2 separate regions of the Homo sapiens genome follow, and region 1 is linked to region 2. A link is a loop called in an ENCODE intact Hi-C map of the cell type or tissue named here. Cell type or tissue: CD4-positive, alpha-beta T cell. All regions are shown on one strand. Each heading gives the region's core, and the rest is flanking DNA. Links, peaks and the distances in the headings are about the cores only. Region 1 holds the start of LOC105376291 (a long non-coding RNA gene). Region 2 holds the start of LINC00963 (long intergenic non-protein coding RNA 963).

Region 1 (2,895 bases), core at 227-2,726, 51 kb before region 2:
AGTGATGGTGGGGGTACCCCGTGTTTGCAGAGCTGGCGGGAGACCACGGCATTCCTATGGCCCATGTCCCCTCACCCCCGCCCCCCTGCCCCAGCGCTGCTGAACCTCGACGTGTGTGTCTGAAGGTCTCCATCCGTGCCTCTCCAGACGTTGCCCACCTTCCCCTTTGCTGGGCAGTTTGTGTAACGCGGCCAGCAGGCACCGCGAGGCCTTGCTTCCTCACCTCTCGCCCGCTGTCGGAGCTCCATGAGTTGAGCTTGACTGTCCGGGGAGTGGAGCCACCTCTAGCAGGTACTTGGGTGTACCTGTTATCACCCATCTGTCAGCTGCCGCTAGACAGCAGAGGGAGCCCAGCATGGGGGAGAGAGGGGACACTCAGAGGGTTGTCTGAGCAGAGGTGGTTCTTTCAGAATCAGAGGAAGGTTGTTGGGTCCTACTCCTTCCCCCCAAACCCCTCAGAGCGAGGATCCTGACCGTCCCTCTTTCTAGCTGCGTGACCCTGGTTGAGTGGGCTCCTCACAGGTGAGGTTCAAGGAGGGGCGGGGCGTCTTGCCTGGAGGTCTCCCAGATGGGGAATCCAAGCCCTAAAAAGGCATAATAACTCGGAGCTGTGTTTCCACCCCGACCCCGCCCCCCGCTCCCCGCAGAGTACTGAGCCGGAAAGGAAGGAGGGAGACTGAGGCAGCTCGGAGTCACTGTAGTGGGTGTGAGGAGTGCACTGAGCCCTGTGGGGAGGAACGAGGGAGGACACAGCTGGCGGGTGCCTCAGAGCCGCCCCCCACGCTAGGCTGCCTTCAGGCAGCCCCTGCAAACTGTGAACCCAGAAAAGCCTCTCTCTTCCTGGCCCCCTCCTCTCCTTCCTCTCATCCCCCCAACTTTGCAGCCTTCCCTGGCTTCCTCCTTTCATTGGAGAACAGGCAGACGCTCACCAGGGCCGGGTGTTCACGTGTGTGCATATGTGCCAGTGTGCACACGTATGCGTGCTCCCATAACATGCATGTTTTTCTGAGGGTGTGTGCACGCGTGCGTGTGTGCATCGTGCGGTGTGCGTTAGGTGCACACGTGCATGCGTGTGCCTTATGTTGTGCGTGTGAGTGTGTGTGTGTGTGCGCGCGCGCGCGTGCCTGACCGCGGCGTGCGTGCCGGCGGGAGGAGGGGGCGCCGAGGCCGGGCAGGGGATTTAAAGCTGCTTTCGCGGCTGCCGGCGTGAGCGCTCGTGATAAACAGCCCGGAGCCGAGCCGCCGCGCAGCCGGGCGGGAGGCTGCGTATCAGAGCTCCTGGCAGGCTCGCAAAAAGCTGTCCCCGGCCCGCCGCCGCTCTATCAGCCCACGGAGGGAGGGCGGCGGGGGAGGGAGGGAAAAAGTATTTGCTTCAGCCCTTAATCACGGAATTTGAAATCCCAGCGAGTCGGTGCCATTTATTTTCAGAGGCTGTCAAGGCTGGTTTCAGCATTTAAAAGAAAGGAGGATAAAACGCATTTGCATTTCTCCCCCACTCTCGCTGCGCGCTCGCCGGCGCTCCCCCTCGTTCCCTGCGCAGCTCGCGGGTCGGGCGTTGGCGGGGAGGGGGAGGCCAGAGGCTTTTCAAGGCGCTGGGGGCTCCGGCCGGCCCGGTGGGGGCCTCCCCCCGCCAGAGTCAGGGGTGTCGGGCGATTCCGGGGTGGGGGCCCGAGTCTGGTCCAGCGGGGCTCTGGGTGGCAGAGGGGGGAAGGTTAAGCGGGGCTGCTGGCTTGGGGAATTTGGGGCCGTCCGCGGGGCTCTCCTCGGGCTCCAAGCTTTCACCCCAGAAAACAGCCCTGAACCCCAAATTTGCTCCAGCCCCAGGGGGCCCTACCTGCCCTTCCTGGCTTCCCCAGTGGAAATCTAAGGTACTGGAGGCTTCCAGGGGAGCCAGGGCACCCCTAGGACAACCCCCTCTCTCTGCAGATGGGGAAACTGAGGCCTGGAAACAGAGAACGGTGGGACCAAGGTCACATGATGGCGGAAGGAGGACAAGGAAGGAGGCTGACTGCGTATCCAGCACGTGTTCCGTGCCAAGCCTGTGCAGGGGCCAAGGACCGGGGTCTCTGGACAGCGCCGGTTGCTGGGTCCCACGCTGGGCGACAGGGCCTTTGCAATCAGGCCGACAGGGTTTGAACCCTTGCCGCGGCACTTTCCAGATGGCCTTGGCCACTGTCCCCTCTCTGACCTTCAGATGGAGCCCATGGCACCTCCGGAGGGGGTGTGTGCTTCCAGGACCAAATCCACTTGTGCGTGGTTAGGCACGAGGTGGGGGGAGGCGGCTCAGCCACCGGGACCTGTCCTGCCTCCACCCTCTGTGCAACCCCTTTCCTTGCCTTTTGTCTCTGTTGCTTTTGGGGGGTGATTAGCCGCTAGCTCAGCGGCTAGAGGATTCTCTCCCGGAAAAGGCTCCGGAGTTGAGGCCCAGACCCCCAGGGCAAGACGGAATCTGCTCCCCAGGGCACTAACTGAGACTCGGTTCCCTCACTGGTAAAATGAGAAAACTCACTTATGGTCAGGGGTCCCCGAGTTAATGCCAGTGAATTCCTTGGCAGAGCATCAAGCACTTGGAGAAGCCCCCACCCCCGGTCATTGTGATGATGGTTTGTTTGTTTGTTTGTTTGTTTTGAGACGGAGTCTCGCTCTGTCGCCCAGGCTGGAGTGCAGTGGCGCGATCTCGGCTCACTGCAAGCTCTGCCTCCCGGGTTCACGCCATTCAGGTGATGATGTTTTTTATTTATGTGCCCACCTGCCCCACTCCGTAGGGCCCCTCGAGGCCAGGACTGCACCGTTCATCTCGGAATTCGCTTGTTCCTAACTTAGGGGAGTGGCGCCGAGACACCGTGTAGCGCCCATGCCAAGGAGGAAGCGAGACAGCAGGAGCGGAGGAAAGAA
Region 2 (2,895 bases), core at 136-2,635:
CCCTTGTGGGCCTGGAGGCTCCTAGGCCAGGTAGAGATGACCAGAGTAGGGAGCAGAGAATCCCCAGTGCCTAGCACAGTGACTGGCACTGAAGCATTTGTTGGATGAATGAATGAGTGATTGCCTGACCTCAGGCCCAGGGAGGAAGGCCTGGTGTGCAGGGCAGCTCCTGGGAGGCTTCAGGGATGGGGAGAGGACAGAGAGGGACTGGGAGAGCCACAGGAAGGCAGCCTCATCTGATGACTGACTTGGGAGGGAAACAGAATGTGGGCTGTGTTTCTGGGGAAACACCCCCCTGATGCCCGGGCACCCAGGAACTTCCAGGTACCCCCGGATCACCCCAGTGAGGACACTCCACAATTCCCCAGGAGGCATCACAGTGGGGCCGTTAAACCCAGGGACTTGGGATTCAGACACTTCTGGGCTCCAGTCCACCCCTCACTGGCTGGACCAGTTGCCTCAGTTTCCCTATGTGCACGGGGGACGGATAGGACCACGTGCTGCACAGGTTTGCTGGGAAGGCCATATGAGAGGTGCCGGCTCAGCACATCCTGTCTGCCATTGTTACAAACAACAGCACGGGAGAGTCGGGGAGCAGAGTCGGCCAAACGCAAGACCCTGGGCTCTGGCTTCCCTGTGCTACTGACCTATGGGGTGGCTTTGGACAAGGCCCAGCCTTTCTCCAGGCCTTAGTTTCCCCATTTGTACAGTCAGGCCCTGCTAACTTGGACAGACTTTGGCCCTTCTCCAAGCCCCACAGAGACATCAGAGACATGTGCACACACGGCCCTGGGATTGCCGACAGACACACAGGCACACATAGGCACGTACACACAGGCATACAGACACAGGCACAGACTCACACTCGGCCCCTCCCCACTCACACTCGCTCACACTCATGCTCACACTCACACCAACCCCCCTCCCCCAAATCTGCTGCGCACCAACGGTTGGTGCGAGCGGGGTTGAGAACGGGAGGAAAAAAGCCCACGACTCAGCCCGGGAAGAGGGGTGCGGTGGGGGAAGGGCGGGCGAGGGAAATGACAGCCCGCGGTCCCCCTCGAGTCCCGGCTCATGAATATTAATACGGCGGTAATTAAAATGCAGGGACGCAGCAGGATGGATGCGGCTGCCTCCGGAGCGCGGGGGAGCGCGGAGTCTTTGCAGGCGGGTGAAGCCCGCTCCTCGCCGGCGAAAAGCGGGGCCGGGCTCCGGGGCCTGGGTCCGGGGCGGGCGGGAGTGGGGACATTTTTCGTGGTCCCGAGCGTCCCGTCCCGGCGTCCCCGCCCCCGCCCCGCGGCCGCCTCTCCACGCCCTGCCCCGGGCCGCCCGCCAGGCCGCCGTTTCCCGGAGCCGGCCCCCTCCCGCCCTCGCGGCCGGCTGATGTCATCTGCACACAACTTTCCGCTTCCCGGCCCGTCTCGGGGCCCTGAGTCATCGCCGCCCCCGGCCCCGACGCTGGCCTGCGGCGTCTGTTTGTGCAGAGCGAGGCCCCGCCGGCCGGGCTTGACGTCAGGCTGGCAGGGCCTGGAACGGCCCCGCATCGCGGCCCCCTGGGGGCAGGACGACACCGCTGGGGGCCGAGGGCAGGGCACGCCTTCGGAATCCGGCTTCGAAGCCGGCCGCCTGACCTGGGGCAAGTGCTTTCAACTCTCTGAACTTCGGTTCCTCATCTGCCAGTTGGCAGACGCTCAGCAAATCTTCCTAGACTCACGGGGCGAATTGTACAGTTGGGTAAATCGAGGCCCAGAGATGGCAAAAGGACCGTCCAAGGTCGTACAGCCACCCGGAATTACAATTCTTTTCTGCCGGGTCACACGCTGTCATCCACGTGTTACCTAAGAGAGCTTTCCAGCCTGTGCTAAGAAAACTGCCCCACATCATCTGCAGTAGGACGGGGGAGTTGGAGCCCTGGTCAGGCCACTCTGCTACTGACCACAGTTTTCTCATCTCTAAAAAGGCGCAGTAACAATATAATTACCGTATGCAGTCCCCCAGGATACAGGGTCAAAGGAGAGCACAACCATCGCAGTTGGAAGCCCATGGGGCAGGTGAGTCACTGTTGTCACTACTGGGGTCAATTTTTTTTTTTTTCTTTTTGAGACGGAGTCTCGCTCTTTCCCCAGGCTGGAGTGCAGTGGCGCGATCTCGGCTCACTGCAAGCTCCGCCTACCGGGTTCACGCCATTCTCCTGCCTCAGCCTCCCGAGTAGCTGGGACTACAGGCACCCGCAGCCACACCCGGCTAATTATTTGTATTTTTAGTAGGGACGGGGTTTCACCGTGTTAGCCAGAATGGTCTCATCTCCTGACCTCATGATCCACCCGTCTCGGCCTCCCAAAGTGCTGGGATTACAGGCGTGAGCCACCGCGCCTGGGGTCACTATTGAAGTTGGCTAATGTCACTATTGAAGTCAAGTGAGAGAGAGGGCCCTCTTGGAGTCAGACCACCTAGGTTCAAATTCTGGATCCTGCTTCCGGCTCCTTTCCTCTGTCCCCCTTCTCCCCTCGGTGCCCTCCAACCAGTGGGCCTGGGAAAGCGTGTTCATGCTGGAAATGCCTGCCCAGCCCTTGCCCAGTCACACAGAGCAAGTGCCCCAGAAATGTCCTGAACCTCAGTTTACTGAGGGGAAACTAAGAACCTTCTGGCTACAGCTCTTGGGCTGAGCAGGGATTAGGCTCGGGTCTGCGATCCCAGGCCCTGCGGCCTCCCAGAGGCTTGGTTGAGAGCTCTGGCTCTCACTCCCCCACCTCCACCCAGCACCTGCCCCGGTCCAGGCTCACCCCCTACCCCTCCACCTGGTCAGTGGTGGCTCGGCCTCCTCTCAGCCCCTCCACCCCTCCTGGCTGTACACACCCTCAAGCTAACGGAATTCAAACTGGTGGAGGAAGGCCT

The links. Peaks named below come from ENCODE experiments on the same cell type or tissue, not always from the same donor. Only the 100,000 strongest peaks of a DNase experiment are listed, where the experiment ranks them.
Region 1: it touches region 2 in a loop (2.3-fold over the local background); 4 of 110 quality-filtered maps call a loop at or near these places.

Annotation. Positions count from the first base shown.
Region 1 is chr9:129,435,940-129,438,834 of GRCh38, forward strand. LOC105376291 (a long non-coding RNA gene) reads left to right here and starts at 1,207. Exons shown (of 3, transcript NR_188645.1): 1 at 1,207-2,720; 2 at 2,824-2,895. RefSeq lists enhancers at 306-950, 951-1,595. In CD4-positive, alpha-beta T cell, for the core only: no CTCF peak of the experiment used is centred there; DNase peaks (open chromatin) are centred at 1,212 and 2,138; H3K4me3 peaks cover 1,975 bases; H3K27me3 peaks cover 1,264 bases.
Region 2 is chr9:129,487,249-129,490,143 of GRCh38, forward strand. LINC00963 (long intergenic non-protein coding RNA 963) reads left to right here and starts at 1,412. Exons shown (of 5, transcript NR_038955.1): 1 at 1,412-2,051. It overlaps LOC124900275 (extensin-like), which reads left to right and starts at 2,701. Exons shown (of 4, transcript XM_047424330.1): 1 at 2,701-2,895. RefSeq lists enhancers at 590-1,249, 2,570-2,895 and silencers at 1,258-1,617, 2,622-2,895. In CD4-positive, alpha-beta T cell, for the core only: no CTCF peak of the experiment used is centred there; DNase peaks (open chromatin) are centred at 913, 1,453, 2,043 and 2,453; H3K4me3 peaks cover 2,121 bases; H3K27ac peaks cover 2,340 bases.